Regions from separate parts of the Homo sapiens genome. Here region 2 is linked to region 1. Evidence: chromatin contacts called from ENCODE POLR2A ChIA-PET data. All regions are on one chromosome and are shown on one strand. The core of a region is the stretch at or near the end of the contact, and the rest is flanking DNA. Distances in the headings are between cores, read along the strand shown. Region 1 overlaps DENND4A (DENN domain containing 4A). Region 2 overlaps SMAD3 (SMAD family member 3).

Region 1 (6,921 bases), core at 2,329-4,828:
GACCAGTTTTTTTTCTAGTCTTTTTGGGGGGGTGTGTGGTGGGGGAAGGGAACTGTTCCTGGTTACCACCATTCCCTTTGAAGTTTATTGTTTTCTGGAGGTGGGGGGCAGGAAAAACAGTAAAAAGCTTGTGACCTAAAATTGGGTCGCAGCGACAGCTTTTCATTATCGTGCTTTTAAATGACAGATGTGCTGGAAGATTGTTGTTGTTGTTCCAATGTGCTTTTAATTCAAACGTATGGTTACGCCTAGAACCGTAGAGAGAGGTTTTTGTCTTATAGGACAGTTATTTCTTGTTTGCAACAGCAGGACAGGCATCAGTCAACAGGCATGTATTTATTTGAGGAGAAAACGCGTGTCAGCCAGCTAGAGACCCGTGAGGGCAGAAATTGTATTACTCTGTGAATATGTTATTCTTTAAAATGTATTATACGTTAATGAAAAGAATAGCCCGAATGTAAAAGAAGTCTTAGAAGATTACAAGCTGTTATTTGGTGTGTATATAGTCTCCTTCTATTTTCTGTTTACCCTAGTATACCTCTTCTCTCCTTGGGGGAGGAGGTGGAGACACCTGTAAACAGCGTAGCCCCGGTTACGCTAATCTATTGTAGTACATTTGGGATTATTTTAAGAAGTATTCTGGGGGACCTAAGATTGGGTAATAAGTAAGGACTCTTGAGCAAGTTATTCAGTTTATGTTGATAGCGGTTCTGGGATTCGACTTCTGAAAACTTAAGTATACAAAATTTCTGAGCTGTTTGAACCCTGTTTGAACTTAAAATAAAATATTATATTTGGCTTCTTTTTTGGAAACTGTTTTGGGCAGAATTAAACATTTTCGGCAATTTTTACTTTATTTTCACGATTTCCCTTTGAACCACAGCTCTCAGTAGGAGTCCAGAACAGCATATGTTATCATCATCATTATATATAATATGTTACATAATTTTCTTTTTCTGAATGATTAAACATAGACCTACTTCACTGTGGAGTTTAATTTTTGTTTTATATTATTTTTTAAGCCCCTTCCATTCTGGGATCACTGTGGAATTTTATAACAGTGTACTTGCTGAGAAAGTTAATTGATCTTGATACCAGTCGCAAATTGGGAATAAATGTAGATAACTTTTGGTCCAAGTTTTAAACTTATATACACAAATTTACATTTTTGAAAATTGGTGAAGCAATATGAATTTTTTGTCTGTGCAAGAGAGCCAGGAAGTTGATGCTGATTTGTTCTGAACTTTTCCACATGAATTACCACTGGTTTAAAGAGTTATTGATTCTCAAGTTCCTGGAACTGTTGTCCTATTTCTGGTAACTTGAATAGTATTTAGTATAATTGGGAGGCTAGAAGAAGAGACTACATGACATTTATTAATTCATTAAAAAAATTATGGCAGAATTGTAAAATAAAATTAGCTGGGATTAATAGAATTGTAAAATAAAAGTAGCTGGGACTACAGGCGTGCACCACCGTGCTTGGCTAATTTTTGTATTTTTTGAGACGGGGTTTCGCCATGTTGCCCAGACTGGTTTTGAACTCGTGAGCCCAAGCAATCTGCCCGCCTTGGCCTCCCAAAGTGCTGAGATTACAGGCGTGAGCTACCGCACCCGGCCAGTTATTACTCTTATAACTGCTATTATAAAACTTGGTTTTCCACTGAGTGATATTAGTTACATTATATTTTGTTGTTTGCAGAATTTTTCAAAGCATTCTATGTCCTACAAAAACCTAGTTAAAGCACTGATGCAGATAGAGTTGTTTGGTATATAATAAACCTTGTGCTATTCCTACTTAAATTGATGGTGCGTTGTTCTAGGTGGAAAACAAAAGTTGCTCTAGCAGGAAAATTGACTTGTTATTCTTGCCTTCTCTGATGTCAGAGACTTATCTTTGTGGGATTTTTCCTTTTTCCTACCACAGGTAGAAGAAGAGTGACTGAGAATAGCTGATACATTTTTCTTCCTTTTTTTTTTTTTTAATCTAATACCCTATATTGATTGTTTATTCAGTAGAATTTGTGGGAGGATGCTGGGCGTGGAGGGAGTCAAGCACACCACACTTTATTATTGTATATCATAGTTATCACTTTGAATTCTACAAGACCAATGTAGAAATGTACTTTTAAGAAGTGATTAGGCCCTATGAGGTGGCTCACGCCTGTTATTACAGCCCTTTGGGAGGCCAAGGCAGGAGGATCCCGTGAGCCCAGGAGTTTGAGACTGCAGTGAGTTATGATTGTGCCACTGCACTCCAACCTGGGCAACAGAGTAAGACCCTGTCTCAAAAAACAAAAGTTTTTTTTAAAACTTAGCATTTTATAAGAGTGGAACAATTTTAATAGTCAAATGCATTATAGTATGGGAATGGTGAAATTAATGATAATCTATATGGTGGATACAACTTCTAAAAATCATTTTAAAAATGTACTGACATAAGTATAATATAATATTAAGAGAAAAATTAGAATATAAAGAAACATATACATGTAAATGGCAAAAAGATTTGCAGGAGACATATAAAATAGTAAGAGATGTTATCCCTGGGTGATCGGATTATGGGTAATTTTTATTTTAGTTTTTGTGCTTTTCTCTATTCTGAATAATTATTACTTTTTTTTTTTTTTTTTTTTTTTAAGACAAGTCCTGGCTCTGTCACCCAGGCTGGGGTGCAGTGGCGTGATCTTAGCTCACTGCAACCTCCACCTCCTGGGCTCAAGCCATCCTCCCACCTTGGCCTCTTAAGTAGCTGGGACTACAGGTGTGCACCACTGTGCTTGGCTAATGTTTGTATTTTTTTAGATGGGGTTTTGCCATGTTGCCCAGCCTGGTCTTGAACTCGTGAGCCCAAGTAGTCTGCCCGCGTTGGCCTCCCAAAGTGCTGTGATTACTGCACCTGGCCGGTTATTACTCTTATAATTACAAAGAAGACATTGAAATATTTTCAAGGGTCATAGGAGAAAATACTGAAAATCCCAAATAACTATTGCTACAGTAGGAAAACTATCTTAAGATTCATTGTTAGCAAAACTAACCCAAAATATCATGCTTATTTGCATTACACAATAATAGACACAGCTTGTAATTTAGATGAAGGTGTTCTCTTAACCAGCGCTGGCCAGGCGCAGTGGCTCACGCCTGTAATCCCAGCACTTTGGGAGGCCGAGGTGGGCGGATCGCAAGGTCAGGAGATCGAGACCATCCTGGCTAACACGGTGAAACCCTGTCTCTACTAAAATACAAAAAATTAGCCGGGCGTGGTGGCAGGCGCCTGTAGTCCCAGCTACTCGGGAGGCTGAGGCAGGAGAATGGCGTGAACCTGGGAGGCGGAGCTTGCAGTGAGCAGAGATAGCGCCACTGCACCCCAGCCTGGGTGGCAGAACGAGACTCTGTCTCAAAAAAAAAAAAATAAATAAATAAATAACCAGCACTAACCTTGTAATAGTTTTACATATGTGGATTTTTGTGTCATTAAACATTGCTTCTCTCCAAGCTTTTTCTTTCCTCCACCAAAGCTGTTCTGTGTTGACAGTGCCACGTATTGATGGATTCCTCTGCTTAGTCATTTCCCCATTACTTCATCAGTCAGTAGGCAATGGTCTTTGATTATGAGATGCCAGATAATTTGCTAGTTACTGAGATTACAAAGGTAAATAAATGAATAGTGATTTCTGCCCTCAGACCCTGGGTCACAATGCTTTTTTTGCTTTCTGGACCATCAGTACATATTGTGTACTCTGCTTTTCCTGTTTCTCTGCCAGTAGCCTGGCACCTTAGGCAGTATCTTTTTCCTGGTGCTCATATCCTTTTGTAACTTTCTTCATGGGAAGGTATGCTGTGAGTTCTAGACAAAAAATTTACAAATAAATTTTTGAAACATTACTTGATTGTAGGTTCGGGAATGCTATATTTAGAAGGGCTGGGTATATATTCATCTATGGCCGTTATTATTTTTAAAATGTGTGACACTTTCTTAGTTCCTACTTTGTGCTTCCTTCTGTTAAAAATCACAAGTAGAAAGCAAGAGAGAGAAGAGACAAAAAAGAAAGAGGTAGAAAGATATCAAGGGAATTTTCCTGCTAGTGTTATACTTTATTTTCACTGAGAATAGTGAGTCATTAAAATGTATAGTAAGAGAGATACTGTTTCTGATATACTTTGTTAAAACCTGTCTCTCTTGATCTGTGTAAAAATGTGTTTTCCATATGTATGTTAAAGTGTATATACATACATAAGTTCACACAGTTTAGCTGTTTTTGTTTTCAAATGAAAGCTGAAATATGAAGATCAGAACTTTATTAAATTTCTTAATTTTATTGTAATATTGTTTTGTAGATGAGAGATTTTTATTTTTGAAAAGTTTTAAAAATAAATAGCAAAAATGTATACACCCACATACCCACATATAAAATGTTAACATATTTCATTTTTGCTTCAGATATATATTTAATTTAAAATAACTATTTATATCATAGTTATCACATTGAATTCTAAAAGAGCAATGTAGAACTTTATACTTTTCTTGAATATTACAGATCATGTTAAAGTCCCTTTTGTTCTCCCCAGTTTTATCCTCCTCACCTTCATCTCCCCTCCCAGAGGAAATTGTTGTAATGAATTTGATTTGTATCCTTCTAGTTTATCTTTTAATAAACTATATATATGAGCAATGACATGGCATTGCTTTGGGTGCTTTTGTAGAACATGCACATTGTAGTACATTTCAAATCATACTCCCTTGGTGTGAATCTTGACTCTGCTACTTAATTTTGTGACCTTAGGTAAGTTATTTAATTCTTTACATGCCTCAGTGTCCTCATCTATCACATAGGGATGATAGAGGTGTCCACTTCATAGAATTGTTGTAAAAATTAAATGAGCTTATTTATTTGTTTTACTTATTTTTATTAATTTTTTTTTCTTTTTAGAGACTGGGTTTCATCATGTTGCCTAGGCTGGTCTCAAACACCTGGGCTCAAGCAATCCTACCGCCTTGGCCTCCCAAAGTGCTGGGATTATAGGCATGAGCAACTGTGCCTGGCCTAAATGAGCTAATTTATATAAGGTGGTAAAAACTGAGCCTGGCACTAGAAAAAAAACAAAACATGTATGTTCTAGTAAGTTTAAGCAGCTGTTAATATGATTGTGTCATGGTATAATGGATTTTAAAGCTTGCTTTTTTCATTTTATTTTTTTCTGCCCTCAATCCTTGTTGATACTGTAGGTGTAGTTCATTTATTTACACAGCTGTATAGTGTTCCAGTGAATGAATATATACAATTTATCATTTCTTCTATTGATGAGCATTTAAATTGTTTTCATTTTTTATCTATTATAAACATTGCCTCATGAATATTCTTGTAGCTCCTGAAGCAACATGCCATAGTTTCTCCAGGTCATATACCTGACTGTCAAATTGCTGGGTCCTAGGATATAAATATTTTTCCCTTTATAAGATATTTATAGGATATTGCAAACAATTTCTGTTTTTTCATATCCTTGCCAGCAGTTAGGGTTATCAAATTCTTTGATTTCTTACTGATTTGTAAGTTTTTTTGTTTGTTTTTAGGTATTTTCAGGATAGTTACAAATGTTAGGAAAACTTATTTTTATTTGGCTTTTGAAGTTTCCAGATTTCTTGAACAGTGACCAATATGGACCCAAGTTACTGTAATTTTGTCCTATAGTATATATTGTTGATAGTGAGCTTTCCAATGTACTTTCTCCAAGTATGTTTAGTTATGCTCCTTTTCTGAGACCATGAGGAAGTGTTTCAGTGTTTCAGAATTCAATGTGATAACTATTATATACGTAGTTATTTTTTATTAAATATATATCTGAAGCAAAAATGAAAAATGTTAATGCTTTATATATGAGTATGTGAGTGTATACTACATTTTTCGGTAATTTTATTTTTAAAACTTTTCAAAAATAAAAATGTCTCGTACAAAACAATATAACAACAAAAAGAATTTAATAATTTTTTTTTTTTTTTTTTTTAGAGACAGGATGTTGCTCTGTCACCCAGGTTGGAGCGCGGTGATGTGATCATGGCTCACTGCAACCTCAACCCCTTGGGCTCAAATGATCCTCCTACCACAGCCTCCCGAGTAGCTGGTACTACAGGCACATGTCACCATTCCTGGCTAATTTTTTTTTTTTTTTCTTGTAGAGACTAGGTTTTGCCATGTTGCCCAGGCTGGTCTCAAACTATGTGCCTGCCTTGGCCCCCCAAAGTGCTGGAATTATAATCGTGAGCCACCATGCCCAGCCTTTATAAATTTCTGATCTTTGTATTTCGGCTTTCATTTAGAAACAAAAAAAATATTTACCACTACAAAAGCCATGTGGATTTTTTTTTTTTTGAGACAGAGTCTCGTTCTGTCACCCAGGCTGGAGTGCAGTGGTGGCTCACTGCAACCTCCGCCTCCCAGGTTCAAGCAATTCCCAAGTAGCTGGGACTACAGGCATACACCACCATGCCTTGCTAATTTTTGTATTTTTTGTTAGAGGTGGGGTTTCACCATCTTGGTCAGGCTGGTCTTAAACTCCTGACCTAAAGTGATCTGCCCGCCTCAGGCTCCCAAAGTGCTGGGATTACAGGCATGAGACACCATTGCCCGGCCCAGGTGGAATTTTTATTAATATAATTAGTACCACAGTTTTGCTTTAGTCCCAAATTTGAGTGGCCTCCTCCTGCTTGGAGGAGGGCTTTCTGCTCCTGTAGTTCTTACCAATTAAGGAATCAAAATGTGCACATAAAAAAATGACTTATAGGCACTTACACATACAGTATTATAAATGGTTCATCAATGTTGAGATTATTTTGCACAATACTACCTGTATTTCTGTTTTTGTCCAACCCACTATACATGCCTTAAAGGACTAAAATCAGATTGGTTAAGGCAACAACTTCCC
Region 2 (6,782 bases), core at 914-3,413, 1.3 Mb before region 1:
TACGGGCGTGTGCCACCACACCTGACTAATTTTTTGTATTTTCAGTAGAAACGGAATTTCACCATGTTTTAGCTAGGCTGGTCTCAAACTCCTGACCTCAGGTGATCCACCCGCCTCGGCCTCCCAAAGTGCTGGGATTACAGGTGTGAGCCACTGCGCCTGGCTGATTTTTTTTTTTTTTTTTTTTTTTGAGACAGGGTCTCACTCTGTTGCCCAGGCTAGAGTACAGTGGCGAGTTCACTGCAGACTTTAACTCCTGGCTCAAGCAACCTTACACTGCAGCCTCCCGAGTAGCTGAGACCACAGGCTCACACCACCATGCCCAGCTAATATTTTTAATTTTTTGTAGAGATGAGATCTTGTTATGTTCTTGTTATGCTGGCCAGTCTGGTCTCAAACTTCTGGCCTCAAGCGATCCTCCCACCTCAGCCTCCCAAAGTACTGGGATTACAGGCATGAGCCACCATGCCCGGACGCAAGTATTTAAAACAAATTCACTGAGATATTTTATCCCTGTTTTACAGATGAAGAAACTGAGGACTTAGAATGTTTAAGTCCTTGTCTGAAGTCCCATAACTTACAAGTGGTGGGGCCAGGATTTGAACCCTGGTCTGTAGGATCCCAAAGCCCTATTCCTTACCACCCTACATAGGGACCACAGGGAACATCATTGCTCTGTGAAAAAAACCTATCCTTGTCTATGGAGTGATTACTTTCCTAAGAAAGTCAGGTAAGTCCTGGCTTGAAAACAAGTTTAAGAGCCAGCTCAGCTCTTAGCTAGATGCAAGACCCTCAGCATCCCCTCACCTCTCTGGACCTCAGTATTTTGGGCAATGAAACTAGTATATCATTTCCTGTGACCTCTTTTGGCTCTAACAAATGGCCAAAAAACCCAAGAGATCACCAGCTCCATAAATCCCCCGATAGGAAATGGGCCAAAGGATTACCGTACGGAAAGCAGTCCTGACTTGCTCATTCCCAAACTCTGGTGAGGAAACCAAGAGAAACCAGCCACCACCCACAGCTGACAGGGTCTGGGGGGAACAGCAAAAGAGCTGACCCGCACAGTACCCCCAGGCTAACTGAAGAGTCCCTGAAGCCTACAGATCAATTTCTCTTTTCTAAGAAGGAAAGGGGAGTATAACCTTCAGTTTCCTCATGTGTAAAATGAAAAGGTTTCATCTGTTCATTCTTCTAAGTGGTCAACTTAACCTCTGTAGGACTCAGCTTCCTCATCTACAAAATGGGGACATATGTCCGGACCTTAGACCAGTGCTACCCAATAGAATTTTTGGTGGTGATGAAAACGTGCTGCTCTATATGAGCTGATCTGATGGCCACTAGCCTACCCGTGCACTTGAAATGCGGCTGGTGTGACTGAGGGACAGCATTTGTAATTGTATTTAATTTTAATGACCCAACATTTAAATAGCCACATGAGGGTGGTGGATAGGTATCGGACAATATAGCCTTAGACTGTAGTGGCAGGAATGAAATCAGATGGCATTTGTAAACTGCCTAGCACAGTGGTGGGACACAAAGTTCTGGAGGAAAAACATGCATGAATATGCAGAGGTCCTATCAGTAGAGATTTTTTTTTAAGCAAAATTTCCTCATATCAAGAAATGGAGGCACTAGAAGCTGACAAGCACATACATGGATGTGTTAGAAAGACCCAGAGAAATCAGGCATACTGTAGAAACCATTCTCTCGGTGTATAGACTAAATGGCTGAAGGTCTGTTTTGTTTTCTTCACAAATGTTCTTGTCAGAAGATAAAAGAGAGCCGTTTTCAGCAAATCTAGGTTTTTATAACCCTAAACGCCCAGTACAAACTGCCCCAAGAGCAAGCTCTCTCTTCAACAAAACCTCCCGTCCTCCCAGGCAGCCACCCCCCGCCCATCTGCAGCCCTCCCCGGGGCCTCTGGGAGCTGCCCACCCAGAACGGAGTGCAACTGACATGTGGGGCACACCCTGCCAGGCACAGTCACTCGTGGGGGGAGAGCCACCCACGATGCCCTCAGGACCCACAAGGCCGGCTGGCAGTGGCCTGTGTCAGGAGTGCCCACCGGCACCCGCTGGCAGCCAGCCTGCGTCACAGCCCAACAGGAAACGAGGAGAAGAGAACACTGGGGCCGCGTGGAAATCCCCACTGGGCTCCACGCCGGAGGGTGACTCAGCGGGGCTGGCCAGCAAGCTGCCTCCCACCCCTCAGCCAGGACAGGGCGGGGGCTGCAGGAAACAGGCCTCCCGCCTCTCTGCAAAGGCTAAGAAGTACACATTCTTACATATTATTATGTTACAGATACAATCATGCCCTGCCTGAAAACATGCAAGACAAAGTCCCAACATATGAGATGGGGATTCAAGGTCCTTTTATAACAGAAAACGCACTTTCTCTAAGCAGGGGTGTCCGGTGTTTTGGCTTCCCTGGGCCACGATGGAAGAGTCGTCATCTTGGGCCACACATAAAATACGCTAACTAACGATAGCTGATGAGCTAAAAAATAATCGCAAAAAAAAAATCTTACAATGTTTTCAGAAAGTTTATGAATTTGTGTTGGGCTGCATTCAAAGCTCTCCTGGGCTACATGCGGCCCACGGGCCAGAGGGTGGACAAGCTTGCTCTAAAGGAAAGTCTTAGTTCAAGTCCTGGAGCAGCCATGAAGCTTGAAAAATTCCCTTCCCAATTTCCCAGGCCCAATTTCTTACCTGGTAGGGCCAGGGTGAGATTCCCACACTCTCCACGGAGTGTTCCCAGGCAACACCATTGCACAGTGCCTCTGCCCTCCTCGCAGCTAGCCCATCTGCCCTTCTAGACCACCCCACAGCACTTAGCAGTCTTAGATTATGGCGTTCATCATCCTAAACACAGACATTTTACCAGGCCTCCCACTCAGATACTGTCACCAGGACAGAGGCCATGCCTTACATCTCCAAAGTGAGTTTGATACATACAGGGGGTTTTAAAAATTATCCATCTATTGATCCAAAGAAACAGCATGGCATGTGTATAAGACTTGTTATCCTTGATACCCCTCCCCAACTCCAGGTCATGGCAGGGCTGCCTGAGCTGCCACAGGCTCTTATCACCTCTGTTCCCCACATCACGTTAAGCAGCCCAGGGCAAAGTCTGTCCCACACTGTTCCTCTTTTTCCCATAAAGTACCCAGTGTACTCCAGGGACTTACGGCTAGCAAAAGAAACAACAAGCAAGAAAGTGGGGAGGTCCTAGAAATCCACTCCTAGTGAGTTGCAAGAGGCTTACTAAACCCAGAGTCTTGGCCAGGGACAGTGGCTCACGCCTTTAATCCCAGCACTTTGGGAGGCCAAGGTGGGCAGATCGCTTGAGCTCAGGAGTTTGAGACCAGCCTGGGCAACACGGTGAAACCCCACCTCCACAAAATATACAAAAAATAGCCAGGCGTGGTAGCGTGTGCCTATAATCCCAGCTACCTGAGGGGCTGAGGCAGGAGGATTGCTTGAGCCTGGGAGGTCAAGGCTGCAGTGAGCTGTGATCGCACCACTGCACTCCAGCTTGGGTGACAAAGCGAGACTCTGTCTCCAAAAAAAAAATTCAAAGTCTTTACCCCTTGAAGTTACTAGAAAAATCCAACCTATGTTATTTCACTTTAAAAATATCAACTTGCTATGACTTTTTCCTTTCAGAAGCTCTCTTGGGCAATTCTACCTTTGGACTATAAGCTTCTTACAAAATAATTCATTTTTCCCATTCCCGAGTGTGTGCGGGTCTGAATTTTATGAATGTCTTTGGCAAGTCTGAGATAATTCAGCCAGGGTTCCATCCATCTGCTTCATAGACAGTTCCACTCACTTGGCCTCTGAAAGCACTCCATGCGCTCCCCACCCACGGTCAGCCCTTACCCAGGTCCCTCTCTGGCTCCCACTCTGTGGCACCCCCACCCCCGCCATGGCCCCAGCACAGCTGTGTGGCAAGAATAACCCAGCTCTCTGTGTCTACTGCCCACCTCCCATTGACTATGGGCCTCCCTGCAATGGGCTTCAGCCCCAACACTCCATCATGACTGCCCTTGCTAAGGTCACCTAGTGGCCTCCAGGTTACAGAATCTAAAACACATGGTTTTCAGGCCTTACCATTCTGGGTTCTCTGCAACATCTAGCACTGCTGCTCCTTTCCTCTTGCTGCAGGGTCTCGTCACTCACCTTCAATGTCACTGTGCACCATCTTGCTTTTCCTCTGTCTCTCCCTGCATTCCCTAAATGGGGCTGTTCTTCAGGTGCAGGTCTGGACCTTCTCATTCTACGCTCATATCCTCCCCAGCCCGGCCTCATCCATACAATGATGACTCACAAATGTATATCTCAGCTCAGACCTCTCCCCCAAACTCCACGCTCATCTATCCAGCTCCTTGGCCTGTGCTCCTGCTAATAGGTGCTCCGTAAATGTTTGTTGGTACACACCAACAGTTAACAAGCACCTGCTTGTGCATGATTCTGTGCTAGGTACAACAGGGGATGCATGTCCCTGAGCTCAAGGGACACAAAGAGGAAAAGTTAGGCAACATCAGAGAAAAGGCAGACCTCACCTGGCTTGGGTTCCCAAGGAAGGCACCATGGCAAAGACAGCATTTGGGTTGTGTCTTGAAAGACAGCTCAGAAACCAGCATTTTATCCTGCACAATGGGATGTTCACGACTCAGGACACCCACATCACATTGAGAGACTGTGAAGCCTTACCTAGCTATTTTAAACTGGTGTTTTGTGTTCCCATGCTGGATGAAAACCTCCTAGAGAAAGGCATTTTTTCTAAGCAGAGCTCCTTCCAGCGCCTTCCGTGACAATAGTGATCTCTTTACATCTCCCCTCACCCGATTCTAGTCTGGTATAAAAATGACACACCTTTGGACCCAAGTCTGCTGGCCCCAGTCCTGATCTTACTCTACAATGAGTTATTATCTTTTTGGAAAATATCAAAGCCCACCAGAAATCAAACAAAACAAGAACTTCTACTTAGTAGCAGAAAATACATGAGATCTGCTTTATCTAACCCTGGTAATAAACACTCTGAAGAGGAAAGCGCTATCCATATCTTTACTTATGCCACCTAGCCTTCTCTCAGTCTCCTCTCAGCTGGGCTGGACAGGCCCTCACTGGGCTCCCCCACTGCAGGGACCACACCAGATGACTTGTTCCGTGCCTATCTTCCCCGACGCTGTGAGTTAGTGGGCACCAATTGCTGTGCCAGGCAGCACCCAACACAAGCATGTTGAAAGAATGAATTTCAGACTCTCTCTTTTTTATTTTTTGAGACATTGTCTCACTCTGTTGCCCAGGCTGGAATGCAACGGTGCGATCTCAGCCCACTGCAACCTCCACCTCCAAGGTTCAAGCAATTCTCCTGTCTTAGCCTCCTGAGTAGCTGGGATTACAGGCACCCGTCACCACGCCCGGCTAATTTTTGTATTTTGGGCAGAGACGGGGTTTTGCCACGTTGGCCAGGCTGGTCTTGAACTCCTGACCTCAGGTGATCCACCCGCCTCGGCCTCCCAAAGTGCTGGGATTACAGGCATGAGCCACTGCACCCGGCCAAATTTCAGACTCTTACTAGAGAGTTCTGTACATTCTCATTACATGTGCTTAGTACTATGTGCTTCTATGTTATCATTAAAACATTACACTTGATCATGTTTCCAGGCATTTTTAAGCTAACAACAGCTCTCTATAAAGAAAGTTTGAAAATCCATGCTCGACAAACCACATCTCTTTCACAAGAGCTTGGAGGACTTCCCAGCAGGAAAGGAAACATCCTCACACCCACCAGAGTCGCCCACCCGGCACATCTGCTGAACTCCACCAGGGACCTGGTGGCTTCCTCATGATCAAAAGGAGACAGCTGCTCTGTGCAGTGGGGTGGCACTGGGCTGGAACTTGGGGGGACCTGCTTTGGGGCACAGGTTTCCTCCTCTGTAAAATGAAGGAGTTGGACTTTCAAGATCTGAAGCCACTGCTGGTTCTGACAAACAGCTCTCTTCTACCGTCATATCCTAACAGAACAAAACCATGCCTGCTCATTCATCACAGGCAGAACCTGGGGTCATCATTTGAGTGAGGCCCACAAGGTGGGAAAATGCCTGGATTTGAGGTCAAAAGACCCAATTGTGTATCCTAATTACCATTTTCAGCCTGTGAGGCCTCTGTAAATGCTGTGCATTCAAAAAGGATTATTACTCTTTCTAGCTACTCCACGAAACACGCCAGCCGTGACCCCAGATCTCAAGGAGCCACATCCCTCCACAAGGGGAGGCAGAGACATATTTAGAAAAATGCCCTTTTCAGTGTGTGTTTCAGTGCTGGGAAGATGGAGGGCCCGGGAGCTATGAGAACTGGGTGAAGTAGTCCAGAATGGCTTCCTGGAGGAAGTAAGCTTGGGGATTTCCAAGTAGTTGACAACTTCTTTCAAGATAAACATTGCATTTATCTGCTTTCTCACCTCCTGACCTTTGCTCTTCAAACCTGGCATGCCATTGTCACTAATCATGGGATTTTACTACAACCATCAAGCAGAAAGCTGGTTAGCTGGTTTCCCAATGGCTGAGAAGTCATCTATCCTCCATGCAGAACAGATACCCCCATCACCAAGGGTCTTGCTCCCTTCCTGATGCTCAGTTTTCTTGCTTCCACCTAAGACTCTCCTTCACTGTGCCCATTTAGGTCCCACAGGCTTTGAGGAGCACTTCCACACCTGTAGCCTCTCCTTGTCTGAAGTCCTGCAGCACTTACTGTCAAGACTAATTGCAGAAC

The links. ChIA-PET counts read pairs that join two places held with the same protein, here RNA polymerase II (POLR2A).
Region 2: POLR2A ChIA-PET joins it to region 1 with 11 read pairs in activated CD8-positive, alpha-beta memory T cell. The contact joins two enhancer-like sites. POLR2A ChIA-PET finds 5 or more read pairs at or near these places in 4 of 52 experiments (WTC11, activated B cell, activated CD4-positive, alpha-beta T cell and 1 more).

Annotation. Positions count from the first base shown.
Region 1 is chr15:65,784,573-65,791,493 of GRCh38, reverse strand. The region is part of intron 1 of DENND4A (DENN domain containing 4A); the gene reads left to right. Among named protein-coding and RNA genes, the nearest start is that of DENND4A, 4.3 kb to the left of the region's middle. Within about 2 kb of position 3,578, at least 10 of the 41 ENCODE cell types and tissues checked have a DNase peak (open chromatin) inside an H3K27ac peak, as active enhancers do.
Region 2 is chr15:67,116,597-67,123,378 of GRCh38, reverse strand. The region is part of intron 1 of SMAD3 (SMAD family member 3); the gene reads right to left. Among named protein-coding and RNA genes, the nearest start is that of SMAD3-AS1, 27 kb to the left of the region's middle. RefSeq lists enhancers at 2,005-2,444, 2,423-3,280. Within about 2 kb of position 2,163, at least 36 of the 41 ENCODE cell types and tissues checked have a DNase peak (open chromatin) inside an H3K27ac peak, as active enhancers do.